Regions from separate parts of the Mus musculus genome. Here all the other regions are linked to region 2. Evidence: chromatin loops called from intact Hi-C (ENCODE). Cell type or tissue: left cerebral cortex. All regions are shown on one strand. Each heading gives the region's core, and the rest is flanking DNA. Links, peaks and the distances in the headings are about the cores only.

Region 1 (10,581 bases), core at 1,780-9,779, 110 kb before region 2:
GCGGAAAAATCATTTGACAAGATCCAACACCCATTCATGATAAAAGTCTTGGAAAGATCAGGAATTCAAGGCCCATACCTAAACATGATAAAAGCAATCTACAGCAAATCAGTAGCCAACATCAAAGTAAATGGTGAGAAGCTTGAAGCAATCCCACTAAAATCAGGGACTAGACAAGGCTGCCCACTTTCTCCCTACCTCTTCAAAATAATACTTGAAGTCCTAGCCAGAGCAATTCGACAACAAAAGGAGATCAAGGGGATACAAATTGGAAAGGAAGAAGTCAAAATATCACTTTTTGCAGATGATATGATAGTATATATAAGTGACCCTAAAAATTCCACCAGAGAACTCCTAAACCTGATAAACAGCTTCGGTGAAGTAGCTGGATATAAAATTAACTCAAACAAGTCAATGGCCTTTCTCTACACAAGGAATAAACAGGCTGAGAAAGAAATTAGGGAAACAACACCCTTCTCAATAGTCACAAATAATATAAAATATCTTGGCGTGACTCTAACTAAGGAAGTCAAAGATCTGTATGATAAAAACTTCAAGTCCCTGAAGAAAGAAATTAAAGAAGATCTCAGAAGATGGAAAGATCTCCCATGCTCATGGATTGGCAGGATCAACATTGTAAAAATGGCTATCTTGCCAAAAGCAATCTACAGATTCAATGCAATCCCCATCAAAATTCCAACTCAATTCTTCAACGAATTAGAAAGAGCAATCTGCAAATTCATCTGGAATAACAAAAAACCTAGGATAGCAAAAGCTCTTCTCAAGGATAAAAGTACCCCTGGTGGAATCACCATGCCTGACCTAAAGCTTTACTACAGAGCAAATGTTATAAAAACTGCATGGTACTGGTATAGTGACAGACAAGTAGACCAATGGAATAGAATTGAAGACCCAGAAATGAACCCACACACCTATGGTCACTTGATCTTCGACAAGGGAGCTAAAACCATCCAGTGGAAGAAAGACAGCATTTTCAACAAATGGTGCTGGCACAAGTGGTTGTTATCGTGTAGAAGAATGCGAATCGACCCATACCTCTCTCCTTGTACTAAGATCAAATCTAAGTGGATCAAGGAACTTCACATAAAACCAGAGACACTGAAACTTATAGAGGAGAAAGTGGGGAAAAGTCTCGATGATATGGGCACAGGGAAAAAATTCCTGAATAGAACAGCAATGGCTTGTGCTGTAAGATCGAGGATTGACAAATGGGACCTCATGAAACTGCAAAGCTTCTGCAAGGCAAAAGACACCGTCAATAAGACAAAAAGGCCACCAAAAGATTGGGAAAGGATCTTTACCAATCTTAAATCAGATAGGGGACTAATATCCAATATATATAAAGAACTCAAGAGGATGGACTCCAGAAAATCAAATAACCCCCTTAAAAGATGGGGCTCAGAGCTGAACAAAGAATTTTCACCCAAGGAATACCGAAAGGCTGAGAAACACCTGAAAAAATGTTCAACATCCTTAATCATCAGAGAAATGCAAATCAAAACAACCCTGAGATTCCATCTCACACCAGTCAGAATGGCTAAGATCAAAAATTCAGGTGACAGCAGATGCTGGCGAGGATGTGAATAAAGAGGAACACTCCTCCATTGTTGGTGGGTTTGCAAGCTTGTACAACCACTCTGGAAATCAGTCTGGCAGTTCCTCAGAAAATTGGACATAGTACTACCGGAGGATCCCGCAATACCTCTCCTGGGCATATATCCAGAAGATGTCCCAACCGGTAAGAAGGACACATGCTCCACTATGTTCATAGCAGCCTTATTTATAATAGCCAGAAGCTGGAAAGTACCCAGATGTCCCTCAACAGAGGAATGGATACAGAAAATGTGGTACATTTACACAATGGAGTACTACTCAGCTATTAAAAAGAATGAATTTTCGAAATTCCTAGGCAAATGGATGGACCTGGAGGGCATCATCCTGAGTGAGGTAACCCAATCACAAAATAACTCAAATGAAATGTACTCACTGATAAGTGGATATTAGCCCAGAAACTTAGTATAGCGAGATATAAGGTACAAGATGCAAAACACATGAAACTCAAGAAGAACGAAGACCAAAGTGTGGACACTTTGCTTCTTCTTAGAATTTGAAACAATCACCCATGGAAGGAGTTACAGAAACAAAGTTTGGAGCTGAGACAAAAGTATGGACCATCTAGAGACTGCCATATCCAGGGATCCATCCCATAATTAGCCTCCAAACGATGACACCATGGCATACACTAGCAAGCCTTTATTGCAAGGACCGTGATATAGCTGTCCCTTGTGAGACTATGCCGGGGCCTAGCAAACACAGAAGTGGATGCTCACAGTCAACTATTGGATGGATCACAGGGCCCCCAATGGAGGAGCTAGAGAAAGTATCCAAGGAACTAAAGAGATCTGCAACCCTATCAGAGGAGCAACATCATGAACTAACCAGTACCCCGGAGCTCTTGACTCTAGCTGCATATGTATCAAAAGATGACCTAGTCGGCCATCAATGGAAAGAGAGGCCCATTGGTCAGGCAAACTTTATATGCTCCAGTACAGAGGAACGCCAGGGCCAAAAAATGGGAATGGGTGGGTAGGGGAGTGGGAGGGGTGTGGGGGACTTTTGGGATAGCATTGGAAATGTAATTGAGGAAAATACGTAATAAAAAAAAAGAAATTATTAGATCTGTTTTATCAAGGGCAGTAAAGTAGAAAGCCTGTAGTACTTCAGTGTGAGGAGTTCAGTGATAAGAGCATCTTATAAACAATTCAAATGTAAGTTAACTTACACTCACAAAATGCACGAAGATGTATTGACCAATGGCAGGCCATATATATGACAGTGCTCTCATAAGATTACAGTTGCTCTGAAAGGATACAGCACAATGCATTCTTCACAGGTGACAACAGGTGTAAAAATAAAACCTCCTGCACTAGCAGTGTACACAAGTACATTGCAAACCATTATGTGCTCCCAGCATATCCTTGCTAAGTTACTGTGTGCCCTGCTGTCCTTTTTTTTAATTGTTCTAGAGTGTTCTCCTACTTGCTAACATTTTCCCTGGGAAATTGATGTATTATACACTCAACAGCTCCGTACAGCTATTCTTCCTTTGTTTATTGAATGCATGCATAGGTTTTTTCTGTTCCTGACTGAAGTTTATATTGTTCTCTCATCATCATTCCAGAAGCAAGAGGCTATGCCATGAACATTCCAGATCAGCCTGGTTTGCAGTTTGTTGCAGCAGCTAGGGTTGTATGAGTAACACACACAGTGAGAGCACTCACCAAATGATGCATGTCTCAGAACATCGTCTGATCATAAGCAAAGGGCCACTTGTTTAACTTACATCAGTTTGAATTTTGCTGATTTTATTCCTTTTTGCTTTTCCTTGCTGCAAGCACTTTTAAAATTTCATGTTTTCCACCCTCTTTATTTTACTTAGCTTTTAATGAAATTTCTACACAATGTTTGTAGAAACTATCTGGCAGATAACTATGAAGGGTTAAGTCATAAACCTTTATTACCACAAGGGGGTGTGATTTATAAGGCAATGACAGGAAAGAGACAGTTTTCTTTTTGTTTTTGTTTTTGTTTTTTTGTTTTTGGATGGGGTCTCATTATGTATCCCAAGTTGCTTCTGAGAATTCCCTATGTAGGACAAGCTGGGACTCATGGAGACCTGCTTGCCTTTAAGTGTAGGGATTAAAGGTGTAAGGTGTAGATGCCACACCTGCTGACATTTTATAAATATATCTATTTAAAGCTTCATTAAATGCCGATTTTACTTGAATGTATTTAATAAAATATTGTTTTTTAAAAAAAGAAAAGGATACTAAAGACAGAAACAATCTCATAAAACAAACAGGAGATTTTCTGAAGGACCTTTTTATTTCCAGGTGGTCCTCAGGAGTTGTGGCAAGGTTTGGGAGAAGGCACTGGAAGCTGCCTTAAAGGTTATCTTCAGGAATTTCTCACTTCCATGACATCGGTACACTTACCTGTCCAGCCTTTCTATTTCATCTCAAGTCATGAGCTCTTGCTTAGAAGAAATACATCTTCTTGATTAACTACTTAAATATAGACAAATGAATTCATTTTTAGATGTAGCCTACTAGGGGAAATGTCATGCATATAAAGATGTGCTACATTAAGTAAAAGGAGGGGCAGGGGATTGACTGTGACCTCAAGATAGCCCGCAAAATGAGGTGAGGAGAGCAGTGCCTTTGAGTGACATTCCACCAGAGACACAGCCTTTCCTGAGGCTCCTGCTGTACCGTGCGTTTCCAGTTCCACCTGAAGAGTACCCAATAGGGTCTGTGCTGCAGCTGACAGCGGGTCCACCACACAGCTCACAGTTACATTAACAGAGTCCTTAACTTGCTTCACTAGTGTCACTTGGTCCTTCCAAACTCTTAATTTCTGAAAATTATTGCCCAGGAAGTTAGAAGTTGTCAGTAATTTTATTATTCATTTCAGAAAGTTTCCAAAAGTCAAGTTACATAAATATTATATTCCACCACATTTTCTTCAACAGTTAAGTCCCGGGCTGGGCTTGAAGTCATGATCCTATTGCTACTACCACCAAGTTCTTGAATTATAGGCTTATGCCACCATGCCTGGCACAGATTATGCCAATTAAGGCAACATCAAATAGCTGTTTACTATTTAAAAATTGGTTTCAAATTCTTTTCTACTAGACCCCACCTACTTATTAGCCTCAACCAGACTCCCAATATGTAAATACTTTGCATTTCTTCTCCTCTTCTGAGACAGCAATTCTAGTCAAGGTGGTGGCTGCTTCTACCTTGGCAAGAGCTAATGGGTTTACTTAATCAAGAAGTTGTTCTTATGGGAGTAAAATATCTATGCAGTCAATTCTCACTGAATTCTGTTATGTATTTTTAATAAGTAGTGACCCATAGTTTGAAGCCACAGCCTAGCTTACTAACCCAATAATCTCTTTGTGTATACTTTGTAATTTCTTTCTTTCAGTGTAACAAATGGCATTAAAGTCAGAGAGGGCTTTAGGGGTGGCCTCCATGGATCAATCAAAAATTATTGTTTTTCCAATTAGTGTGATTTATTATGACTACAGAAAGAAGCAAGTGAACCGTGATTCCCAGCCAATCAGCCTACGTCAACCAAAAAGACTTTTGCAAAAAGCTATATAGATTTTATGTAAATTTGGTATTTATGAGCACCAAACTTTTAGCACTGACATCTGCCTGAGAAGAAACTTCATTTACAGCAGTGGCAGAGATGAAGTTCACTGTGAACTAGTTTTGAAGACCATATGCTTTAACAAGCTGAAGAAGAAGGGAAAAGAGGCTCTTTAAAAACAGCTTTTTCTTGGTCTCACTGTGGATGATGCTGCGTGACAACATTGTGACATCATAACTTACGAGCTTTTGCTTGCTATTGCACCAACGGAGCCTCAGGGAGTATAACAGCACCTTGGAAGTCTATGGTGCTTCCCTTCCCTGGAACGTAAGGCATTTCACAGGCATTTTCTTTCTAAACCTCACAACATCTCTCTAAGGTATTGCCAAACTGGAGACAAATTTCACAGTTTAATCATGTGGAACACATTGGTAAATATAGATGTGCCTTTTAGAAAGTTGCTTCGAAGTGTATTTTGCAGCTCACAAGACGTTTCTCAGGGTGTAAACCAGTGGTGTAATGTAAAGCTTTTAGCCCTCCCCCATGTGAGCAGGGAGGGTAGACAGACGTGTTTGGTGTAACACTCAAGGTGGCGCAGGAGGAAAGGCGGGTGTGTGTGTGTGGGTGCAGGCTATTTTGTTCCCTGTCCTCCTCCCTTCTCTTCCTGTCTCCCAAGCTGCACAGGGGCGCTGCCTGTGTCTTCTCATCCTTCCCTTCTCATCGTCTGAAAACAAGGCCAAGATATGCATTTAGTTTTTAATGAAGAGTCTGGTTATATCTCCAGGGTTAAACAAAAAAACTGATTTAATTCACTGGGCCTGTTGGCTAATTCTGGCAATCAAAGAGGTATTTATAACATAGGGCAAAGTGGAAAATGTGTCTTTTTTTTTTTTTTTTTCTTTAATGACCTGGGAGGGTGGTGATAATGAGGACAGGATAGAAAAAAAAAAAAACTTGGGATAGGGACCCCCAAAGCAGCAGTTCCAAAATTGACCTTGCTGGAGGCCAGGAACGCTGGGAGAGGACTCTGGTTTCCGATTCCTTGTTTTAGCTTCGCCTCAAGGAGCATCTCTGGTTAGATCAAGACTGAGACAGCAGCCCAGACTGGTGGTGAACAGCTTTGGAACCGCACATCTGGACTTTGATAGTGTAACTCTGCCACAGGTCTTTCCAAATTTCAGATCTTTTCAGTTATTTCAGGATCTCCACTCTTGACGGGGAATTTGGCAGGATCTGTAGAGGCCATGGAAGATGGGTTCCTGCTGAACTGAATACCACTAGTCTTAGTGTAAACATGACATCCTGATATACTCTAAAGTTTGAAACATTATGTAGTATTGTTTCCTCCTTTAAAGATGTAATCGTGCTGGGCCTGTCAATCACTTGCCCAAGAGATGACCGCTCAAGCAGGTGATGCAGCTAAAGCTGCACTGAAGAGATGGGAGGGACGACTATCCCGTACTGAAGAGATGGGAGGGACGACTATCCCATTATGAGATAATATACTTACTTTCTCAGAAATGTTGTTGTTGGGTCACTTGCTTACGGAGATTCTCTGAGCTCTTTCTACTCTGCCTGCCTGAGTCCTAAATCAGAAAGGGAAAGCAGGAAAGTTATGGTTTTCTATCTCTTTCTTCAGATGCTGGCCTGAGTCTAAACATGTTTTCTTCGGCACTTTGGGCTTTCTTACTCCTTCTCTGAAACTACCCTCTTTCTGCTGTGTAGCAGTGTGTTGCCATGCGGTATCTTGGTGACCCTCCATCACTGAGCATGCTAGTCTAACCCAGAAGACATGACTCTCTTTCTTTGCCATATACCAGCTCTCAGCAGCCCCTGGGGTTGGAAGCTTGTTTGCCCTGTTGTCCTGGAGCTTCCTGCTGAGTCTACTTATATGAAAGAGTCTAAAATCCCAAAGGGAAAAACCCACCATTTCTCTGGAAACATATGACATTCAATGTGGGGCCCCCAAACTTTCTGGCATCAGTAACTTTCAGACATACCCATTTCTTGTCTCAATTTCTCAGCATTTTCAGTGAAAGAGAATGGGGTCTCAATGTTTCTCCACAGCTGGGATGCTTCCTGCATGAAATTCTGGCATCCTGGATGCTGAGACAGAGGATCGAGAGTTGAAGCCTAGTGTGAGTGACATAGTTCGACTTCCTTGCAAAACAACAAAACAAATCAGACTCTCTCTCCATCTCTAATATCATCCTTCTCCTTTCAAGAGCCCCATTTCCCCCCAAGTTTCCATAAAATATGACATGGAGCAGATACTTAGACGGGAGTTTCTCCCCACAACCTCCCCTTTCTACTGATTCTTACACTTGCCCTCCACCTCCCCTCAGAAAAGATCAGGCCTTTCAGAGACATCAGCCAAATATGACATAACAAGCTACAATAACACCACCCACATGTTCTCAACCACAGCTGGATGAGGCAACCCAGCTGGAGGAAAAGGATCCTAAAGGCAGGAAGAAGAGTCAGAGACAGCCCCTACTTCCACCATTAGCAGTTCCACAAGAACATGGAGCTATATAACCGTAACATACACAGAGGACCTAAGTCAGAGCTGCACAGGTTCCCTGGTCTCTATGAGCCTACTTGAGTCCTGGTCAGTTGATTCTGTGAGTCATGTTCTTGATCCCTCTGGCTCCTCCAATCCCTCTTCTCTCTCCTCCACAGAGCTTTCTGAGTTCTGTTCCCATTGCTGGATGGGACTCTGGTCTCTCTCATGACATCATGAAGGCAGGACAAAGTGTAGGTTGTTGGAGGTTTTATGGCTGGGTTGCCTTCCCAATCGCTCCACTCAAGGCCTTGCCTAAACCAGGATATTTTTGAGAGGGAGGGAGGGAGGGGGAGAGAGAGAGAGAGAGAGAGAGAGAGAGAGAGAGAGAGAGAGAGAGAGAGAGTAATTGGTGATTCTTAATGGATAGGTCTAGAACTTTTCTAGGCAAATCAAATGAGCTCAGCCTACACAAAGGCGCCATGCAGTGAGCAGTGCCTGTGTTTGTTTGTGATACAGGGACAATGGACTCCCAGAGTCTGGGGCAGTGCTGAGCCCTCTTTAGATCTGCCTGGCTTGTTGGGCTTGGTTCCTTGACACTCAATAGCTACTGAAGACAGTCTGGGTCCTTTTGTCCCAGTGCCTTCTGGTCCTTTTGGCTCATGAATTTCTGTGGACAATGGAAGGCTGAACTTTTAGACGAGATTGGGAGTGTTCAGGGTGGTATGGCTGTAGACGAGGTTGAGCTTTTAGAAAGAAACTTCATTGTAAGAACCGGCTTATGGGAAAGAAAACAAGCAGCGCTCCTGTCTAGCAGAAGTGGGTCCCAAGAATGAGCAGCCACTGATAGAGCTCCTGTTGTAGAGGGAGTGACCAACTTAACCCCCACGGTGAGGTGGATCTGAGAATCTGGAGATTAAAAAGTCCTCACACTCTTTGAGTTTGTCTAGGATCCTGGAAATCAAATTTCTTCCTGATAACTGCTCTAGGCTCTTCCATGTGAAGAGGAAGGGGTGGTGTCTACTTTTCCTTCCTGGCTGGGCTGTAGAGACAGCACTGCCCTCCCTAACCCTTGCCTTTTTTTGTTTAGCCTGGATTCTTTCTTTTGTGTTTGTAGTCTCTTCAGTGGAAAGCATGGTCTCTTCCTATTGTTTGTATTTGTTTGCTTTGAATGGAGATGGTTTACACAGCATATCAAGATACTTGGTATGAGTAGTCAGAAATGTTATTAGCAATTACTTCCTTTTTAAAAATACATGCAAACATTTGAGGGACGGCCACGTACGGGTAGCTGTGTACACTAGAGCTCGGGCTCTGTGAGGGTTTACAGGTATTTGTGGAGGATTTTATGTATATTTTCAGAGTTTTTTTTTTTTTTTTCTCTTCTCTTGTGGAACTTTGAAAAATGGAGAGAATTAAGTTGTTTCTAAAAAGCCAAACCAGCCTGCCATCTCTTTTTCTTTTCTGGGCTACGGTCCAATTTGCACAGCAGTTGCAAAGAAAAAGCAAACGCATCACCAGCTTCAGCGAGAAATATTGTAACAGTATGTAATCTCTGTCAAGATGAAATTGCTTTGTGATTTACATTACAATAAATCCTGACCTTTAAGCGCTGCAGACTAAGCTAATCTGTGAAGTACTTTATTCCAACACTGATTCAGCGAGTGCAGCTCAACCAGAGTGACTGTATTAGTCCCACTGTGCTGTGGTTAAAGAGCCTATATATATCGAAGCAGATTACAGAGTGTTGTTCTATGTGTACTATAATAAGTAGAATAATTGAAATATTCAGTCTGTTTCATCATTGTGAAATAATAGAATTATTTTAACCTCTCCTTTGTTTGCCTATTATGGGAATTACAAGTAGCTACATTTAAATATCATTAAGGCCTGATTTAGATTGATTAGAACAAGAAAATTCAGAATAAGGTTAAAATACCACATGACACTTCAGCCTTAATTCACTTCTCTGAGTTAAGAATTGTTATATCTGTTCTTTTTTCCTTTCTCTTTTCTGGGTAAAATGTTCAGATGCCATGTGAATTTTTCACTACCAGCTTGGAATTTTTGGCTTTTAGTCTGCCCAGATCAAAGATCAGGCTCACCCAACATGAGAGAGAAATTATTTTTGGAGACATTACAAACAAGCAAGCAAGCAAGCAAGCAAGCAAGCAAGCAAGCAAGCAAGCAAGCAAGCAAGCAAGCAAACAACAAATTGTCACATTTAGAAACTATCAAGGCACTGTTTTCCAGTATCTTTTCTTTTCCTGTACAGATCAGGACCACACCCACTGATGGACTATTTGACAGTGTCTCAGGGGCATTATGGGCTTTCCCTGCCCTTACCTGGGTGGTCATCAGTACACATGTTTTTAACTCATTAATTTTTGTGTGAGGTGTTTACTCTGCTTTTAGGCCTGTCTGGTAGATTTCAGGATAAAATGTCTGTTCGAACCTAAGCACACGCGCCTGCTTCTCTCTTCACTGCATCCACACTGGTCCGTCCTTCATCTCTGTCCTCTGCATATTTTTATTTCGCCCAAAACTGAAGACATTGAAGGGGTTCTAGACTTGGATTTCTTTGAGTAAAGTTGGCTCTTGTTCCAGCTTAGGAATCACAATTTCTGAAGCTTACCGTCAATATTGCTGGGCAGAGCGGCATCAAGGAAGTTCTTGCCTAGAGGCCTTCCCCGCCCCCGAGACAGGGTTTCTCTGTGTATCCCTGGCTATCCTGGAACTCACTCTGTAGACCAGGCTGCCCGCGAACTCAGAAACCCGCTTGCCTCTGCCTTCCAAGTGCTGGGATTAAAGGCGTGCACTTCCAATGCCTGGCATCCTAGAGGCGTCTTAATTCTCACTTATCACCAGATCTTTTCTTATTCCGACTGCAGCCCTGTAGG
Region 2 (10,581 bases), core at 1,087-9,086:
TCAAACACTGACTGTTAGGCTTTGCTTAGGATTATTTGATGGTAAATTATGGACTCTTGTCATCATTATACTTCTAAATACTTAGAGATATGGCTGGAGGAAGAAGTCAGCTAGAAGAAGCAGGCAGTGCATTCCCATTGAAGAGGAATGTGCTGATTTTGTGTGTATTCAGTGGCAATCTAGTTTGGAAAACTCTCACCCCATTTCATCCATCTTAGTTTTTTCTTTCATTTATGCCGTACAGAGGTCTGAGACTGTGCATAGTGTAAAAAGATCGGATGACTGCTATCCTATCTGCTACCTCAGAATGAAGTTCTTGTATACAGGAGCCAGCTATGAAGTTCTCTAGTAGCACTCATTGCCGAACATAGATGTGAACGAAGCTTTCACTTCGATTGGCTTCACAAATTAACGAGTGTTGCAATGTCACAATTTACCTAAAGTAAACTGAAGATAGCTTTTGTATCAAAGTAGGTTAAAATTATATTCTGCAGAAAAGCCTGCTTTTCTACACCACCCAGTATACCACCTATTTCTAAGAGTTTGCTTCTTATTGGTGATTAGCTCTACCTTGGGATGAGACTAAGAGCAGAGATTAAAGAGAAACTGCAGACAGGTTCTACGGGGGCCTGTATAGTGCACATAGAAAGACACGTGTCATGAAACATGTTAGGAAGTGGGATTGCAGCCCACACAGACAAGATGCAGTCAGACAGCTGAGGAAGGGAGAGTGACAATGTCACTTTGAACTAGGGACTGGGCTACTATGGTTCATGTTGGGGCACTTCTGAGAGTGACAAGGAAAGGACTGATAACATGTGGTTGGTGGATGCAAACCAGAAGTCTGCTGGAAAGGCATGCATTTATCACCTTATAAGGAAGCCATTCTGTATTTGCTCTGTAAAATGCACTTTAAGTACTGACTAGACAGCTAAAAGGTGGAAGGTCCTAAATTTGGAAAGGATATTCTCAAATCCTCTTCCTTATTCAACGAATGTCCATAGTGTGTTCATGACTAGGGCCACAACAGGTGGATGTATTTTAAAGCAGTAGACTTGAGTCAGTGGTCTGTCTGCAGATACTTCACAGGTCTGGAAGGATGCCCCTTGGGGGCTTGCCAAACATACCTGATGCTGTGTCTAAGTACCTCTCAGCCAGACTTTCTGGGCCACATTAGATTTTAGGTTAGAATGAGAATTTCTTTTTCTTTTCTTTTTTTCTTTTTCTTTTTCTTTTTCTTTTTCTTTTTCTTTTTCTTTTTCTTTTTCTTTTCTTTTCTTTTCTTTTCTTTCCCTTTCCCTTTCCCTTTCCCTTTCCCTTTCCCTTTCCCTTTCCCTTTCCCTTTCCCTTTCCCCTTTCCCCTTCCCTTTCCTTTTCCCTTTCCCTTCCCCTTCCTCCCTCCCTCTCCCCCTCTCTCTTTCTCTTTCTCTCTCTCTCTTTCTCTCTCTCTCTTTCTCTCTCTCTCTCTCTCTCTCTCTTTCTTTCTTCTTTCTTTCTTTCTTTTTCATTTTCTTTTGTTTTGTTGTGATTGAACAAAATTCTCACCATTTTAATCATATCCAGTGGCTTTTAGTGACTCCATAACACTGAGAAACCATCAGCTTCAACACAGGTACAGGACACATTCTTAAAGCAGTGGAAAACCATCAGCTGTATATCATACTATGCAGCTACTGAGTACAGCCAAGTAGCCTTTGTAGATTTGCCTATTCTGTCCTAAAGAATGCATATACAGTGTGGCTATGGATACATGACTGTTCCTCAGTGTACTGTTTTCGGGATGCATCCACATTGCATACCACACTCCTTGGTGTTTCATGGGTGAATAATATGCCATTACATCTTCCCTGTCCACGTGCTGCTGCTGAGTCTGCTGATGAACATCTTTTTTTGTTTCCGTCTTTTGGCACTTTTGAGTATAGTAGTTATGAATGTTTGTGTGTGAGTCCTTTGAATCGGTTTTTACTTTTGGGAGGCATATATCTAGAAGTAAAATTGTTGGTCCATGGGCGGAGAGAAGGGCCAGTTGCTGTTGCAGAAGGTGCTGGTTTGACTTCTCACACACGCATAGTGGTTCACAGGAATCCACAGCTCCAGCCCAAGGGAATTTGTTCTTCCCTCTGACCTCTAAAGGCACCAGGCTCATATATGTTGCACAGACACAAACAAAGCATTCATATACGTAAAATTAATACAATGATTCCTAATGACATACTGATGTACCCACAGAATAATACTAACTTAACCTCAGAGAGAGTTTTCCCAGTAGACAGGGGATAACACAGAGACACACGACTGGACAATGTTCAGAGAATGAGAGACTTTGGAGCACTCGGCCCTAAGTGGGATATTTTTAATCATCCCTCACTCCTCAAGGCACAGGGATCTATATGGAAGAGAATATGGAACTGGAAAGACTTAAGAGGCAGATGCGATGAATGACTCCCAGGAAGCAACATCATTCACACAGAAGAGGGCTGATATGCAGGGGACTCAGAGAGACTGGCACAGTGCACCTTGAACCTGCACAAGTTCAAACCAGACAGAATCCCAGCACAGAGAGGGGAAAGTAGACTCAGAGTTCCACCTCTAACTGATAAAACAATTTTTTACAAGATCATTTGTGTCTATATGATGATCTTACAATATTTTTTTAAGGAAGCATGGAATTAGTTTCCAAGTAGGCTAGTAATAATGGTGTTCTCAGGCAGGTCATGAAGGTCAAGAATGGGGACGTCTGTCTACATATGGAACCATTTCCTCAACAGCTGTTACTCTAGCATGTGGCTGGGGGATACGTGACTATTTGTCTCTAAACTAAGCAGATTCTGGAAGACAGACTGATTTCCAGCCCCTTACCTTACCAGTGAATCTGTTGATTCAAATAATAAACAATAATAAAGAAGAAGATATCATCAATTTGAGAGTTGGGAGGAAGCAGAAGGGGTTGGGAGGAAGAATGTAAGGGGGAATAATAATTTTGTTTTAATTAAGCTACATTAAATGAAAATGTGATTTTGGTATAATTCTTTCTTTCATTAGAAACTATTCATATTTTTTCAAGACAGGGATTCTCTGTGTAATGTTGGCTATTCTGGAACTTGTTCTGTAGACCAGACTGGCCTCAAACTCAGAGATCTGCCAGCTTCTGCTTCCTGAGTGCTGGGAATAAAGGTGTGCCCCACCTCACTATTCCTCCTTTCTAAAATTGTGTTATTTTTCCATGAATTTATCTAGAAACAGAAGAGCTGCATATCCTTGGAAAGTGAAGAGACAGGAGTCTATGATACCCAAATGTTTTACCAATATAACTTGAGACGCTTAAAGAGGGTTGAGTAATATCTAAATTTAAACTGGGAATTCTGTAATTTGTTTGATTTCTTTTCAATGGAGGGTCCAAGAAATAAGATGGGTTTTCTTGCTTGTCAAGCAGTGAACAAACATGGAATACCTGTAGGAGTTATCCGAGCAATTGTTATCCATGTGTAGAAGATGCTTAAAATTGTTTTCCAGCATTATAAAATGTCTCTGTGACTTTCTGAAGTATGTTCACATTCTATAGACTTGAATGCTTTGACATCATCTGTGAGCCTTTCTTTGATGAACTTAAAGTGGTTTTATGGGGGGGAGGGGGAGAGTTAGTAGTGCTGGATACAGAAATATTAGAATAATAAGTATAATCTGTTATCATGATTATCCAAAGCTCACTTGATTATATTTCTGCACTCCTTCATTCTAGAACATCAGAAGAAACTTACTGTTCTTCACAAAGAGAATTTTGAGTATTTCTAATATTTTTCCACTATTGTTAGATTCATTTTGTAAGAATATTTACTTCTGCTTTAAGTTCACAAGTAACATACCTTTTAAATCAAGACTACTGTAATTTTTCTTTATTAGCTTTCAAAGCTTTCTGTGTTTTGAAACCATCACAGCCAATAACTAATAATGAAACCAGTATGCTAATTAATAAAATAATTAAATGCAATGACAAAGAGAGGAAGACTGACTGAATGAGAAGGGCTGGTGAGGTCAGGGTCCTGCAGCATGCTGGGAACTATACACGGGGATCCTTGTGCGAAGGTTGCAGCTCAGAATGTGCAGGTCCTCACATTTCATTGTTCTAGGGATCTGATCTGATATGCGTTAGAATGTGGGAGTGCATTTGTCTCAGCATTGCTTTTTAAATAACAGAATCAACACTGGAATGTAGATTGGGGCTTGTTTAGCTTTTCCTCTTAGTTTTGTTCAAACACTATCATTGTAAAGCTCAAGGTCTGAACATAATACTTTGGTGTTCATTGTAGGAAGGAGAATGAATGGACAGCAAGGGAAACATAACCCTGCCAGTCTCTTTTGACTGGGGAAGAAAAAAAAAATTAACCAGGAAGCGAGACCAGCAGCAGAGGCTCAGCATCAGTTTTACTTTTTTAGGGACTACATGTCACGGACTCCTTCATTAAGAACCAATGTATCTAAGCTGGAATTCATTGACACTGTATTTTAACCTAATTAGATTAGAATCAAAGAACCATGAACAAGGGGATGAGAGAGATGGCGGGTGCCACCATTGTAAGCATTTCGGGTTCTACTACACTGGATTGCATCTACTGTAGGAATTGTAAAGTTGCAGGCAGGGTGATGCATTTTTGAACATCTGAGCTACTATACACTGAAAACACTATGAAATAAAAATAATCTCTTCACACTTCCCAACTGGCTGTTTATCAGCTTTTCCCTTCCCCACACTTGTGCATGAAGTGTCCCTTCACAGCCAGAAATCCTGTGGTGTTTTTGGCTCTGATTTGGACAGTAACTTGCTTATTTTCAAAGTTAACAGCAGAAAGCAAAGGAAAATGTCGTCTATTAGTGTGTTACATTATGTAAAGAAAACAAGATTGCTACACACTGCCATCCACTAGCCTTTCCAACCATCTCTTTAAACCTTTTCACTTCAAATCAAACCACCATATTGAGCAGCCCCCAAATATTTGGAGAAAAAAAGGTAAAGATTGTGGGTCCCAGAGCGACCATTTATCTGAAGTTTCCATGGACTAAACCTCCATCAACCAACCTACACAACTACAACACAAATTCACTTGCAAAAATACAGGAAACAATAAATGTTAAATATTGACATCCTCTTTCCATAAGTCCCTGCAAGAATAGTACAGGATTCAACCTTTCCAGTGGTGTGTGTGCACTCCACTTGCTTTGAGGTTCATCAGCTACACATTTATAATGGAGTCTGAGTGTGAATATGTTGTGGTTTTTCTTTCAGATGAGCCTGAAGCCAGCTGTGTTCTGTCTGTTGGTGGGACATGAAAAGACTATGAAAGCAGACTTTGTTCCTTGGGCAAGAGAGGCTTCTCACAACATGCTGTTTCAAAACCAAAATTCAGGGCTAGAGCTATGGGCCAATAATTCTGAACAATGTTTTGTTTTTGCTCAGAATAATTAAATTATGCCATCCTAGAATGAAAAGATATACTTTATTTTTTCATGGAAAAGCAAACAAATTATAATAATACTATGTTCTGGTATTCTGATCCACTAATTATATATGTGTCCTTCCATTTATCTTTGTAGATATAGGAAGACTAGATTAGAAAAATGAACTATAACTGGCAATGAGGATTTTCTGCTAGGAGCAGATTTGAGTTTGAATTGGGGTGATGATCAACTGAGATGAGTTATTTTTAATGTTTGCCATTTAATGTGAATGCATACATGTGGCATGTGAGAAATTGGAAATTAGACTAACTTGAAAAAGAAGATACCTTTTCTGGCCCCTTGCCCTTAGACAGAATGTTGAAGTTGTTCTGAATGCCCTGTTATTTTTCCTCTCAAAGATTTTATTGATGCAAAACCTTATTCCTAGTCATTTAGTGTTTTTTTTTTAAAACCAAAAGTTGTAATTTTTCTTTATCTTTAAGTGAAACAAAGAGATCATGAATATCTCTAAAATTTCCCTTTGTTTTGCTTTCTTTATGAGATGAACGTAGGGGAAGTGTGCCAGGCAGTGCTGGGAAGCATTATGAAGTAAAAAGGATGCTGCTGAAGATGTTCAAGATGGAATAGCAGTTTTCAGGATCATCTGACCATCAGCATCCCTCATAACATGGATTCATTTATGGAATCAAGCATTGTATCACAAAAATGAACAATACTAACTTTCTGAGGTAAAAAGCCTTTGTGGTAAACACCACAAACCACCTGACAAAGTCTTCAAGTAAGAGACACAAAACAGTGGGGCTTTGCCTGCACACGTAGCAGTCACCTTCCTGTGTAGTATTTTTATTATTATTTTTTTTAACAGAAGCATCATCAAATCAATGCCGTATTTATGTAGCTGGGATGACCAGTCCCCTGGCTGGCCTGCAAGGCTGTCACTAGTTCTTTCCTTACTGGGTTAAATTAGAACTGGCTCAAGATAGCAAGCACTAGCTTGGTAAGAACAATGTTGTGTACCGGGTCTCTGAGCAGCTTCTGTGACTGTCCAGGAGTTGGAGGGAATTCTGCAGACTCAAGGAAGCTCCTCTCCAGCCCTCCCCACAAAAGGCTGTGTGTCAGTTTCAGCCCTAGCTGCTGTTAGCTTGTTTCTCATTAGTTAGTTCCTCTGCTGTTTGGCTGCGGCTTCCCCTGCCAGCCCAGACAACAGAAGCAGGCCTAGCTAGTTCCTGGTATTCCACAGTGCCTTGTCTTTTAAATGGCACCCAAAGCATTCCTTGAAGTTTCCTCAGTGTCTGCTTAGTGGTGACCCCCCCGCAATTACCTGTCAGCCTCTTCTTCCCTTCCAATGGGGCCTCCACACTTCAGAGTTAGGAGTTGGCTCTCTGGAACAGGATTGACATCAGCATGTTTTAGGGATCTTTTGTTCATTACAAGCCTCAGCGTCTGTTCTTTGGCTTCTTCCCTAGACTCCCTTAATGTTAACTACACTCACAGTTCCTATTTACTCCACGGCCTGCTTCCTGCTTTATGTCTTGTCCATGCTTTCCGACTACAACCACCCTTCATCTAACACAATGCAGATCTAGTGGTTCTCGTTTGTAGCAGCAAACTATTTACCAAGGCAAGCTTTCTGAATGTTTAACAATTGATAACTCCAAGAATTATGTCCTAGAGGAAACGTAGTCACAAAGAAGATTGATTATATATTTAAATTATTATACTGAGAAGGGTTTATATCACAATTTAATGCCAGCCATCTGTCCTAGTTTACATACTTAATTAAGCGTATTACATATTTAATTAATCAGTAAAACTCTACCTTTTCCAAACCTAATTTATACCTGAGCATCACGGGTTGTGACATCCGTAGGACCATATCCTGTATAAAAAGACCCTCTGTCCTCTTTAGAAAAAGTACAATTACAATCAAAATAGGCTTCACTGAGGTGCTCTGATTTAATGACAATAAATAATTTAAATATCTATAAGAATATGTTGAAAAGTTATAGGCCGTATTGTTAACTTATAACTCTAAAAGTTATCTTGCTATATTTATGTAATTTTAGAAACTGTAATGTTAACCTCTCAAGAGTTAAATGTGTTATGGAGTAATAACTTCCTGATAATAACAAGATGTATTAACAGAGTTTCATTAAGAGAATGTTAGCATCATCCAAGGCTTAATAAGATCTTTCCCGGTGGCTTCATTTAGCTGCACTTGGTCTGGAGGGCCAGGGAACTCTGGCCCCACTGCTTTTAACTGCATTGTTTGGCTGCCTGATTGTGTCCATCGATGGTAATCCCTCTGTAAGTCTAACCCTTCACATACTCTTCCTTTCCTGAGTAACAGCCTCACCTAAGGATAAGTTTATACACGCAGACTGCGTTATTTGTGCCACAATATTCAAAGACCCAACTCTTTCTTGGAAAAGCGACAAAACTCGTGTAATGAGAAATGGCAATTATTAGTTGGCAACGGCACAGATTTTCTTTACAGAACTTTGAATTACGCCTTTTTAGCAGATCTTGGTCACTCAGGCCAGTGAGTCTTGCACAGTTGTGGTTTAACCTCGAGAACTTTTGTCACATTTTTTTTTTTTTTTATGAGATGTGGCTCAGTTCTGACATTTAGAAGATTGCAGTTTTGAAGAGTTTGTGTCAACTTTCTGTAAGCGTTTTATTTTGCTAACGAACTAAAATTGATCTCTGTAATTGAAAGATAACGACACTATTTGAGTGTAATGACTAAATACCCATGAAAGACTGCTCCCCTAACCCTGACCACGGTGCTTTATCTTAATTATAAAATCACATTGTATAGTGCGTCTCAATTGCTTAATTATGAAAGAAAAAATGGAATGAGCAGTAGCAAGAGACATTGAAGAGTTGGTTCCAAGCTGGACTTGCTACAAAACCCTGAGGTCTGCTCAATGTCCTGGGGCTCTGCTGTTCGCTTACAGGCGTGGTGCGGTGGGGTTATTTAAGGTCCCCTCCAATGCTTCCAGCTTTCAAGCTGAATCCCACCAAATTGATTTTTCATACTCAGGGAAAGAAAAAAAAACCTGAACAAAGCTGAACTGTGAAATATTTGACAAGTATTAACAGGATTGAGCATGTTTTAGACATTCAGCATTCTGTAGGAGAAAAGAACAGTTAGAATCCCCACCCCCACTTACCCCACCCCTGTATAACTTGTATTTATTTAAATTTGAAACACTGAGCAATTTCACTAAGCTGTTTTTGTGCTTCTTGTGGTACGGATGGATGCAGAATGCTCCAGCCCATAATTTCCCAGGGCATGTTGCCCTTTACAAACTTAGTAGTGGAGAACTGGGTCAGTTCAGGTGACCAGACTATGGAATCCCTCCTCACAGGATCAGAAATTCTACTGAAGTTGTCCACCTCCTGCAGGACGGGGCAGGACAAAGCAGATGAGAACACTCTGGTAGTAGCACAGCACCTGCTGCCGTGGCTGTTTCTGAGAAGTCTAGAAATCTAAGCCAGTGCTACAAATGGCAGCCAGGAACCCAGAAATCATTTATAAGTATTTTACTAATTCTTTCTGAAATCAGATTTACCAATCGACTCACACACAAAATGCAATTGTCTGTACAATTTTATGAGTGGATACAGAAAATGAAATTTCACAGAGAATTCACGCTAATTAATTAATTAATTAATTAATAACGATTCTTCAAGACAAAAATACTTTCTCTCTTTTTTACTGCCTAAGTGTAAAATAACTGCTTAGAAATATCAGAGAGGTTTTAGAAATAGGTAAAATAGACCTGCTTAACAAACCACAAAACACTTCACTTTATTTTTACCCAGTACTAAAAATAGTGCACATGCATATATTTTTAAATGAAAAGGTATAAACAAAGAATACAGTTGTAGAACAGCCAACTTGAATTAATAGGCTACTATTTTCTTTTGCCTCAGTATTCACAGAAGGCTAGCCTACCCATTGATACCAATGTATATTTTGTCAAGTAACCTGCTACAGTTTTTGATAGTGCTTAATTGCCTTTTTTTTTTTAAAGATTTATTTATTATTATATGTAAGTACACTGTAGCTGTCTTCAGACACTCCAGGAGAGGGAGTCGGATCTCATTACAGATGGTTGTGAGCCACCATGTGGTTGCTGGGATTTGAACTCTGGACCTTTGGAAAAGCAGTCGGGTGCTCTTACCCACTGAGCCATCTCACCAGCCCCATCTTAATTGCCTTTTTAAAGGACAAAGTATTCTGTTGTTTGGAAAGAAGACTTCTACTCACAGGCTTCAATTCTGAGTAAGACATGTGTGTCTGCCACTCATGACTCTTTCTATAGTGATAACTGCAGCTTCATGCACACATAAAAAACCAAGGCTCCTGCTACAATTCAGAAATGGCAAGCAGTTCAGGGCCTATGGTACAGAATAGGTCTATTTTACCCAGAATGGGAGGAAAAATGAAAGGGCAAGTACCCGAAGCTAGGAAAGAGTTTTCCATCAGGAGCTAATTAATGGGAGGTGCTGGAGGATCGATAGTGGACATTGAAGTATTTCTTTCAGGATCTGTTGAGGTTGGATCTTTTGATATGCACTGTAATGATAATGATATGTAATGTGATGTATGTAATTCAAGATGAATACTGGGCCCAAGGCCTGGTTGGTCCCAGGAATGAGAGAATCTGCCGGTACAATGTGACCTTGCTCATTAAGTTAACACTATTGGTTAAATAAAGATGCTGACAGCCAAAAGCTGGGCAGAAGAGACATAGGTGGGGTTTGGGGTTCCAAAACGTGGGGTCTGAGAAGACCCTGAGGAGAGAGAAGAACTAGAGAGAGAGAGAGGAAAAGACACTGTGGCATAAGCATCTTAAGATCACAGCCATGAGGGCTGTCCAATTGGAGTTAAGAGGAGCCTAGACGGTACATAGTAAGTGATAATTCAGGGTTATGGATAAGAAAGTAAATTCTAACGGCTTGGAGGATAGATATCTGAACCAGCTTTAGTGCTGATAAAGGCTCATTGTAATTTAAAAATTGCATGTGTCTTTTATCTGGGAATCAAATAATCAAAAGTGATGTAGAAGCCTTTGATTGAGATTAAATATATTCCACAAAAAGTATCCATCTAAT
Region 3 (10,581 bases), core at 1,453-9,452, 150 kb before region 2:
GAAGCAAGAAATTAAAGATGCTTTTGAGCTGTTTGATACCGACAAAGACCAAGCCATAGATTATCATGAATTAAAGGTAACAGGGGACTTTTAAGACCCATTTTTGTTTAACTCAATTGCATTTGTGACTGTTGCTTTAAAGTCTATTTTAGAAGCTTGTCTCGGAACTGTGAGGCTGTTTGTAGTGCCCACCCACAGGTGGTACAAGAAAACAGTACAAACAGAATATGGCTTGTAGAACCTTGTATTTAAGTGCGTAATGATGGAAAGTGTAACTTCTCCATTCACCCAGTTAAAGGGAGAGTCCTTAGCATGCTCTTCCCACTGCTGTTTTCCTCTGTGGGATGGTATATAGCTCAGCTTTTTAAAACACGATGTTTGTGGCCTATGCTTGTTGCTTGTGCAGACCTGTACATTCCATGTGTATCATGTGCAGTGTAGAGTACGGCCTTGTGTGCCTTCCAACACTGTTGCCTTGAGACAGACTGTCTCATTGAATTGGAAGTTCAGTACTTCTGAACTAGGTTGGCTAGAGAGTGAACTCTGGGGTCACTCCAATCAACACACCTCTGTCACTGGCACCTGCAGCCAGGCCTGTCTTTTTACATGAGTGCTGGGGATTTGAACTCTGGTCCTCAAGATTGCAGGGCGAGGAGCACTCTTACTCACTGAGCTATCTCTGTAGTGCAACCTAAAAAGTTTTGAGATGGAGAGATAGTTGCCTTTGCTCAGACATTTCTGAGATTGAGCTTTTAATTTTTAAAATAGTACTAACACACTCTTAGTGTGCTCGTCTCTGTTACAAAGGATATAAATTGTCTGATGCCTAATGTTGCTATGTGCTGAGGGAAAATACCCAATTTAAGGATTAAAATTACGAGTAAAGATCGAGGGGGAAATTTGTTATGAACACATTTCTTATGTTCAACCCAGTGAGAAAGATAACATTTGATATCTTAAATGTTAACTGTAGTTTTAAATTGGGCAACATTGTAGGTGATTTTTAAGCATTTCAAGTAGGGGTAGATAGAAACTGAGGTGAGAGGATAGACTATCTGAAAGTATTACAGGCCTGAAGCTGGGGCCTCAATATTGAGGCCCTCTGTTCGCTCCTTCCCCATCCCACTTGTGTCTTGCTGCCGCTCCCTCCCGTGCAGTCTGAGTCCGTCCTGTACAGTGTCTCGCCATTTGTTGGCATTGACTGTTTCGGTTTGGGACTTGGTTTCACAGCTCGAGCTTCCTCCTTTTCTATTCGTCTTTACACTACCCTTACATATCTATCTTTCTTGAATTCTTTGACCATGTTGTTAGCTCATAAGCCTTTCCTGGCTTCCTCTGCGTTTGTTGCCCTTTGATGCGGCTGTCTCCACTACCTCCACTTGTTACTGATTACTTCTGCTCAGAGCCTCCCTGCCTGGAGAAGGTGGCAGCTCTGCTCACAGCCCTCAGTCCCAGGTTTTGTCTCCCATCCTTTCCACCAGCTCTTCCCCTGTTTAGTAAGGGATGTCTGACATAAAGACTTCACTAACTAGTGACACAGCTCTCCTTTCCTGGTACTAGTAGCAGTTTTCTGTTTAAACTCAGTCATCTGAAACTAATTGTACCATAGTAGCTAATTATGTATGCTCTGGTGGGAAAGCCGATTGCTTGCTTGTTTGTTGAGAAAGGATCTTAATGTGTATCCTATACTAGTCTCAAACTTATGACAATCCTGTCTCAGTCTCCTGAGTGATAAGATTATAAAATTCCACTGTGTCAACCATGGAGGCCTGAAATTTTTCTGCTTTTTTTCCCTGCTTTTATGCTTTTGTCTAGCCTTTTAATAGTTGTGATATGTCTTTATTCCCTTGGTAACAAATAGTTATCTTTGTATTTAGTGCATCGTTTTATATATTTTTTGTAAATTCTTTTTAATTAGTTGGTCATATAAAACAGCAAAATGCCAATGAAAATAATTTCTATTTATTTTCAAAGTGAAAAACCAGGATGTTTCATAGTCTTAAGTTAGAGGTAAAAATACAGAATAATTGTGCTTTAGTAATCTGCTGTTGTCTTTTAAGATGGAAAACTTCCTTAGAAATCACTGATGACTTCTTTTGTAAGTAGTGCTTTACAATTTGTTTTTCCTTTTTAATCCAAAAGGTGGCAATGAGAGCCTTGGGCTTTGATGTGAAAAAGGCTGATGTGTTGAAGATTCTTAAAGATTATGACAGAGAAGCCACTGGCAAGATCACATTTGAAGATTTTAATGAAGTTGGTATGTACTTAGTCGCCTTTATACCCAGTACTTGTTGGAAAATTACGAGATTTTTGTATGTTTTCAAAAGAAAAAACATATTTCTAGCTATACTGTGAGAATTAGTGTTGGCTTTTGATGATTTCTTGAACGAGGAATTGTTGTCTAGATTTTATGGTTTATTAAAATTAATCACTAAAGGGTAACCAAAAATTATTTCTTGCCAGTAAAATAGAAGATTTAGTATCCTGATGTTTAAGATTATTAGTGAAGACTGCTGTGCGCTGTGACTTTTGTTAGTACAGTGGAGAGAAGAAGGAAGTAGGACATGGTGTCTTGGTGGGAGATGGGGACATGAAGTCCATCTTGTTAAGTTGACAGCTTGTTAGGCTCTGTACTCACTAACCTTAATCTCAGGGACAGTGCTGTGCTGTAAAGTTGAGACAACAGCAACGACACTGTTGTGAGGGATGTCTTTGGCAGGGTAGAAATAGGAGCACTTAGGAAATGCCACCTGAAGATGGTGGCAGCTTACTGTAGTTGGATCTTGGATAGTGATCTTAATGAGTTACTCAGGATGAGTTACTCAGGGTGTATACAGTTAAAGATTTTTCAATAGAAGATTCTGGAAGGCTAGGAATTGGCTACTGTAACTTAATTATATTGCTTACAGTGTTATATAGACATTATATGAATTATTTTGTTAAGTTACTGACCAATGATACCATTTTAGGGGTCATAATCTAAGCATGTAGTTATTTTCATATATTAAAAAATTAAAACTAATACAATTATATGTATATACAAAACCTTTATTTAAATATTAAAGACATAATACAGGAAAGAAAAGAAATGGAATGAGAAGGCAGATCCCCCCCCTTAGGAAACTCATAAGAGCACCACAGTGAAGTTAGCACAGGCTACCTTGGAACCAGATTCCAGGCTTCAGATCTGGGTTCTGACTCTGTAACTTGGTTAGTTTACTTGTCTGTGACTCGTTTTCATCGATGAAATGGGGACCAGTGTAATGTGGTTTCTGGGAGGTATGTGGGTGATGAGCATGTGAAATGTTAAGCACTGTACTGGATAGTAAGAGCTACTAAATGCTGGTGTTGGGATTAAGAGTAGTCCCAGCACTCAGCACAAAGAAGTAACCCAGGCTCTGGAAGTTTGAAGTCCACCTGGTCTGCATGAGGAACCCCAGGCCAGACAGGGCCAATGAGACCCTGTCTCCAAGCAAAACACTCCAAGAGTTTGTGCCAGGCAGAGAAAATAGTGCTTCCTTTGATGCAGAATGCATTTGTATTGTTGGGACATTAAAACATTCTATTCTATAATCTCATTGTTTTATTTTCTGTCTTTAACTTTTGAAGGCTATTTTAAGCATTATTATTCAGAGTTTTGTAAAACATTTTTTCATAAGTACTATTCTAAGTATTGCAGATTTTTATATTTTACTACTTCAGAACAGAGTTTCATATCACCTAAACCTTAGCTTTATGGACCATTTGTTGTTGCCTAAGGACACTGTCCCACAGATATCTGCAGATGTGCCTGGCTTATTGGGCTCTCCCCATGATGAGAAAACAGCCTTAAAGTGCATTCAGTGCAGGCTACCTAGCGTCCATCCGTCACTCGGCTGAGGCCAAGGAGGAGCAGGTGCTTCCGGAATCTCTGCTCTTAAAGGAAGGTCAATAGAAGTGAGAGATTTTCACCTCATCTGTTCTTGGCTTGTATTTCTTACATTTTAAAATCCTATCTAAAATAAAATGTTACAGTGTTTTCATTTTGAGTATTTATCCAGCACTGAAATTTTTGCATTTGGCGGGATGAATGGTAGTTAAGATTACCAAGAAATTGTGGTGAGGGCCTTAGGATGTAAGTGTAGTAACAGGACATTTTGATTCTGTGTGAGAGAGATTGCTGTCTTGGGTCAGAGTTGTTACCTGTAGCCCCGGGACTGAACCGAACTGTGCTCTCTGTGCGTCCCACATTTGTGGACGCTGCTTCTCTGCTACCAAATAGCATAGCAGTTTAGACTGTGAGCTTAGGACCCTGAAAACCTAAAATGTTTCCTATCAGGCCTTTTATAGGAAATCTTTGTCAAGCCTTCACCCAGGAAAATTTAAGTTTTTGCAAAGGGAATTTTTTTTTTTAACTTAAATCTTTAGGGATAGAAGATGTCCAAGAAGATTGTAGGAGTAGAGTAGATGCAGTCTAGCATAGAAGTGACAAAGCGGCATGGTACTACATGCTCAGCACGATGAGAAGCTTGATCTCATGCAGTCCCCTCTGTTAGAGGAGGGTCAGAGCACTGGGACGGCAGCCTTGAGTCAGACTGATGGATGGTCTTACGTAGTGAAGGAAGATGGGACTTCAGTCAGCGGAGTTTAAGGAATGGGAGTTTGTATTTTACAACAGTAATTGATGAGAAGGTCAAAGATGAGCTGAAGCGATTTTGGAGGCAGAAAGTTCTAGACTTTATGATCAAGATTGTTAGGGTGAAAAGAAAGAGACTCTATTTGAGAGTAAAGTAAGATAGTGTCTTCAGAACTCTAGTGTCCAATACTTGGATAATTAAGGGACATTTATGGGGTTGAGGGTAATGCCACTGTTTCAGAGTCAGTAATGCAGCTACCTTTCCTTCAGTGGAGGTCTAAGAGGCTGTGAAGCCCATAGAAGGACTTGAAAGTCCAATATTTTTGAGTTTGAAGTAAGTATTAAATGTTTGGATAGGAACTAACTTCTCTCTCTCTCTTTCTTTCTTTCTGTACTTTTTTTTTTTAAAAATGTAAGAGTGCTTTGTTGTGTGTATGTATACCTACATACCTGAAGAGGGTGTCCGATTCCTTTATAGATCCCTTTAAAGATGGTTGTGAGCCACCATGTGCTTGCTGAGAATTGAACTCTGGAAGAGCAGCCAGTGTTCTAACCACTGAGCAATCTCCCCAGCTCTCTAACTTTATCTTTTATGATTTTGATTTGTCTTTTCAGAATTTTGTTTCCTTATGTGATTTTTGTAAGATCTAATACTTTTGATGGACTGAAATTTCCAACAGTGTAGTCAAATTGTATACCTTTGTAATTGGTTTTAGTTGCTTTATGTCATTACAATGTAAAAATCAACACAACAGAAAGTAGTTGCATGCACAGAAATTTGGAACTTTTGAACCAGGTGATATCTTAGCTATGTGTGTGTGTTAATTGCTTTAAATCCTCCTGTTTTTTTTACAGGTGTGGGCTACCATGCCTGGTTTGTTTTCATTGGAAAAAAGATGTCTTACAGAGAAGTTGTACTTGTAGAGCAGAAATGAAAGGTGACGATGTAGACGAGCGTCACCATAACACACTTCATGTTGGGTGATGCTTTAGTTGCTCAGGGTCATGAGTCCTAAGAGAAGTGCATTCTGTCAGAGTATCGCTGGGCGTTTTATAGACCAATCTGTCTGAAGTACTGATAGCGCGTGCAGGTGAGATAGTGTGCGTACTTGTTGGCCTCCTGTCTGTTGTGGCTTTAAGCACATTAGTCTTTTCAGCAGGGTGCCTTTCTGCTTTACCTGTCATGTATGTTACTTAATCCATGAAGAAAATTTCATAACAGTTTTTTTTTCTTGTCCTGCTTTTTTGTTGGGACTGAATTCAAAATACGTTGAGTGTGTGCCATAGAGTTAACTGTGGTATTTTATTTTGGTGTTATGGCTGTAGGTATGCCAATTCTTGTTACTGAATATTTATGAGCTTTGATTTGCATACTTATAGTAATAGTCTTCAATTAGGTTTTTGGAAATCTTTTTTTGGATAAAATTAATGGCGAGAGATAATTTTGGATATATGTGTAGTTGATGTAACATTAGCTTTGACTAGGTGCTTATTCAGCCAAATACAGATGAAATAACAATAGACAGACAACAACTTGAAGAGGACTTAGATTGTATTTTTTTACTTAGGATTCAATAAACATCCCAGTACTTTCCATCTACAGACATTTGAAAATTTCAAATGAATCTATAGATCCCAGCAGTTCACTGTTAATGATAGAATGATAAGTGCTTTTTCTTATAGTAGCAGAACAGCATATGGAGTTACTTCAGAAATAGATATTTTGAGAATTCTACCAAGCAACATAAAATTTTATACTATAGACATCAGTTTTTATTATGACTTTATTAAAGGCCTATGCTATTAAAATATATAAGCTTAGTATATTGATATATGGCTTTATTCTAAAAGAGTAAAATGGCCCTGCTTTAGACCTGCTTCCAGAGAGGTTTAGCCCATCTTCACAGTAGCTGAAATCAATGTAATTTTTTTGAATCATGAAAGTGCTGATAGAATTTGCATTTACTAACTTGTCTTATGCTTATATTGGTGTTGGCAATGACTTCTGTTAATTTCACAGGCTTAGTTGAATTCAACTAGAGGAAGAATTGGGGTATTAAACTGTTTAACAGCTTTAACATGGCCAGGGCAAATTGTTCACTTAAACTTAGTGACCTGAGAGAGGTGGAGTAATGTTTTTGTGGACTTAATTATTTTATACTTACATATACTTAGAATGAGTGCGTTGCTCCTGTGTGTTTACATTGCACTGTGTGAAGGGCCTAGGTCAGAAGAGGGCATTGGGCCCCTGGACTGGAGTTATAGACTGTCGTGATTTGCCAAGTGCTTGCTGGGAATTGAACTCAGATCCTCTGCAAGAACAAGTGGTCCTAACTGCTGAGCCATCTCTCATCCTCAGTTTAATTCTTAACAATAGTAGGCTTTAAATAAATAGTGTGTATATGTTGTCCCTTTTTTGGCCTTTGTACAATATAATTTAGCTTACATTTATAGTACAGACATTAAAAGTTTAACATTTAAAATTTGGATTTGGAATTCAGGTTTTATTTTTGAGTTTTAGTGATCTACCGTGACATTTAATTATTAGACTAAATGTTGACAGACTCCCAGGTGTTGCTCTCAGTGAATAGCTGATTTTTACATGAATGTCCTCACTTGAAAAGTTTCTTTTAACTCTAGTGACAGACTGGATACTAGAGAGAGATCCACATGAGGAGATACTGAAAGCATTTAAACTATTTGACGATGACGATTCAGGAAAGATAAGCTTGAGGAATTTACGGCGTGTTGCCAGAGAGCTGGGTGAGAACATGAGCGATGAGGAGCTCCGGGCCATGATAGAGGAGTTTGACAAAGACGGCGATGGAGAGAGTAAGTTTACCTTACTTTTGTCTAAAATCTGTTGATTTTTGTGACTCCCAGCAAGTTCTCCCCACCCCCACTTTTCCTTTCCCTTTTATTTTTGAAGACAAACTCATGATACTTTAAAGTGATTTCAAGTTTGACCTGGTACTTAAGATCCTTTGTCTTAGCCTCCTGAATAGATGAGAGTCCAGTTGGATGCCACACTCTGTAAGCTTCATTTGTATTGAAGCAGACCCTTAAGACAACTTAATGAGCTAAAATACGAAGTATCATACAGACTTCTCTGAAGAAGAAATATTACTAATATGTAGCTCTTCACTAAAAGTTTAGATCTCAGTGCTTTCTTCCTTAACCTGTTTACACTTCTGAACTATTACTAAATTTGTAGATTTTTCTTTTAACCACTTTTAATCTATTTTTGTTTGTTTGTTTGTTTGTTTTCTCTGCTGCTCTGTTTCAGTTCCTGAGTTATATTTAAAATGTCACAATGTTCTTTCCCAGGCTGCCTGTGAGGTGCAGCGTTGTGTACCACCTGTCCGGCAAATATATGCTGGTGTCTCTCACAGCCTTCCCATTGCCCTCTGGGCTTATTAGCCTTCATCTCCTTTTCATTCTGTCGATAATATTCTTTTCCTAAATGTGGGTTGTAGTGTCGTCATTTCTGTGCTCAGACACTGAAGAGTGAATCTTCACTACCTGCAGAGTAAAGCACACACTTAGTACTGAGGTCTATTTATGCTGCATTCTTCATTCTTGCTTTAACTGTTATGTACTGAACATCTATATCCTGATGACGGTGGCTTTGCTGCTTTCTTCTCTTAGGGAGCAGAGAGCCCACTTGTCTGTTGAAGTGCTTCTCACTTTCTCCAGCGAGAACTTTGGAAACACCATCTTTTTCTCAAAAGCCTCCTTAGTGGTGTATGGCAGCTGATGAGGGTGCCATTAAGGGCTCATGACATTTAGAAGAGCAAACTACCTTCATATTTTAGTATGTTTAATATGGATCCTCTTGGTTGCAAACCAAGTTTTGTACTTTTTTTTTTATATTTTAAACTGATGAAGATAAAAATATTTTTTTGCCATTTTGTGACATTTAGTAATTCATTTGCTTTTATAAATGTTTAATGGTATCCAATTTTTAAGAATAACTATTTTTTCAATATTATGGGTTTAATGAAATAAAGACTGCAAATGTGGATATGAAGGCAAATAATGTATACTACAAAATAGACATAAATATGTAGGTATATCTGAAGATAAAGAAGATTAATACCACAGTCTCTCAAAATAAATATAAATAATATAAAACAAAGTACACTATGTGCTTTTATAAAAATGAAAGTAACATTTAAGAAGCTATAGCAGACCACTTTTTAAATAATGATAATGATGGTTGGAATCTTTTATGTTACTCAATTTTCATAATAGCTTCTGTAAAGTGGATAGAGTACTGTAGCTGTATGCACATAAGAGAGATGCGTGTATAGTAGATTATCACAGAGCTAGTCCATGATAGCAGCAGAGCTCAGACTCAGTTCTCCACAGTGAAAAGGGCATTCTGTATTGTTTGAGATACTACAGTAAGATGTTAACTGCGATGGGAAGCAGTGTATTAATTTATTGACTAGTACTTCTGATGCTAAACTTTGTTTTTTTATTTTTCTTTTGAAGCCATGTAGCTTCTCAGGTACTCAAACTTTATATAGATTGTGTGTGTGTGTGTGTGTGTGTCTGTCTGTCTGTGTTTGTGTCTGTGTGTGTTTGAGAGTCATTTCTCACCTTCTTCCTTGTTGAGGGAGTGACTTCCTGTTTCTGTTTCCGGGTTGCATACTTCTGGCTAGCATGCCTGCTAAGATTCTCCCTTCTCTCTGTAGGAGTGCTGAGATCACAGAAGTGCACTGCACTATCTCTCAGGTTTTTATCTGGGTCCTGGGGGTTGAATTCTGGTCACCAGGCTTATGTGGTGAATGCTTTTTGGCTGAGCCATCTTCTTGGCCACTCAGATACTTATCTTTAAGCCAGGTGTTATGCTGTTGTCAGAAAGATGGTTGGTGAAGTTAGAAAGCCTGGCTTTCTTGTCACCTCCCTAGTAGTCAAGTGGCTAGTTTGGTTCCTTTAGTTCCTTTGTTCTTTACTGTTTTAGACTTAACTGTTATGCTTTTGGATATTAAATCATGAAATAGATTAAAATATTTTTGTAATACTATCATATGTTAAAGTATATATAAATAACATAAAACAGCTATTTGTGACTTCTACAACTTTTTGAAGCTGAATTTGAAGTTTGATTATTGAAATTTTATATTTTAAAAAAAGCAAAATCTTGAATAAAACTAAAGTACTTAGTTTTTAGTCATAGCTCTGTTACAGTATTAAATGATTTATAACCAAATCACTTTGAAGCTCCTTTTATTGCTTTCCTAAGAAAATAATACTTTCTGGTTTGGCCTAGAAGCCTCAGTGTAGATTGCTTCAATTGTGTTTTTAGATGAAGCTCCACACTGGCTTAGGATTCTTATCTATTTGAATTCTTAGTTGGGAGACAAACAGGTCGTATTCTCATAAGCTCTTTAGATGTGGTATTTAACCGAAGAGGTCACAACTCTTCATTTCTCAGGTTCATGAGTTGCTTTGTGTCCTGTCTCTTCCGTGTCTCTCAGAGGACCTTGTAAATGTTTCAGACTGAGCAGGAGCTGATGGAAGTCGGCCTGCTTTGACTTAGACTTCTCACTGGCCTTAGCTCACGGTTTACCTTTCTAGGTGTGTTTCCTCTTCCTGTGTCTGGGATGGCATTCCCCACCTTGCCTTCCCTTCTTTCTAAATGCCATACTTTTAATTGACAATCCAAGTCATGAGTTGTCTTTAGTAGTGTTTTCCAATACTTTTTGATCCATATTTTATAATATATTACTGTAAGTTCTGTCCATTTATTCTCCATTTCAAACTGAGCACAATTATTGCACCAGCTCTGGGGTTACTTTATTAGATGAATTCTTGACATATATGCCATAAGTGAACATTTTCTAAACCATCCTCAAGGTAGCTTTAGCATGAAAGTAACCTTACCCACATATTAAGAACGTGACTCTTTAATATTTTAGCATCCAGTACCTGAGAATGAGGTCTTTCAGCTTTATGAT

What was found. A loop is a pair of places that touch in the nucleus more often than their neighbours do. Peaks named below come from ENCODE experiments on the same cell type or tissue, not always from the same donor. Only the 100,000 strongest peaks of a DNase experiment are listed, where the experiment ranks them.
Region 1: a loop joins it to region 2, with 5 times the contacts of the local background. A loop is called at or near these places in 3 of 42 quality-filtered maps.
Region 3: it touches region 2 in a loop (4-fold over the local background); 9 of 42 quality-filtered maps call a loop at or near these places.

What each region holds. Positions count from the first base shown.
Region 1 is chr13:81,819,403-81,829,983 of GRCm38, forward strand. It overlaps Gm32836 (a long non-coding RNA gene), which reads right to left and starts at 7,816. Exons shown (of 3, transcript XR_382684.2): 1 at 7,780-7,816; 2 at 7,179-7,284; 3 at 5,965-6,764. In left cerebral cortex, for the core only: a CTCF peak has its summit at 3,534 (motif pointing right); DNase peaks (open chromatin) are centred at 5,477, 5,718, 6,276 and 9,173; H3K27ac peaks cover 4,280 bases.
Region 2 is chr13:81,930,634-81,941,214 of GRCm38, forward strand. No RefSeq gene overlaps it. Among named protein-coding and RNA genes, the nearest start is that of Gm41008, 64 kb to the left of the region's middle. In left cerebral cortex, for the core only: no CTCF peak of the experiment used is centred there; DNase peaks (open chromatin) are centred at 4,711, 6,584 and 8,873.
Region 3 is chr13:81,784,701-81,795,281 of GRCm38, forward strand. Cetn3 (centrin 3) reads left to right here. Exons shown (of 5, transcript NM_007684.4): 2 at 1-76; 3 at 2,143-2,257; 4 at 7,256-7,447. Among named protein-coding and RNA genes, the nearest start is that of Cetn3, 6.7 kb to the left of the region's middle. In left cerebral cortex, for the core only: a CTCF peak has its summit at 2,111; DNase peaks (open chromatin) are centred at 2,184, 2,654, 3,325, 3,874 and 5 more places; H3K4me3 peaks cover 441 bases; H3K27ac peaks cover 3,186 bases.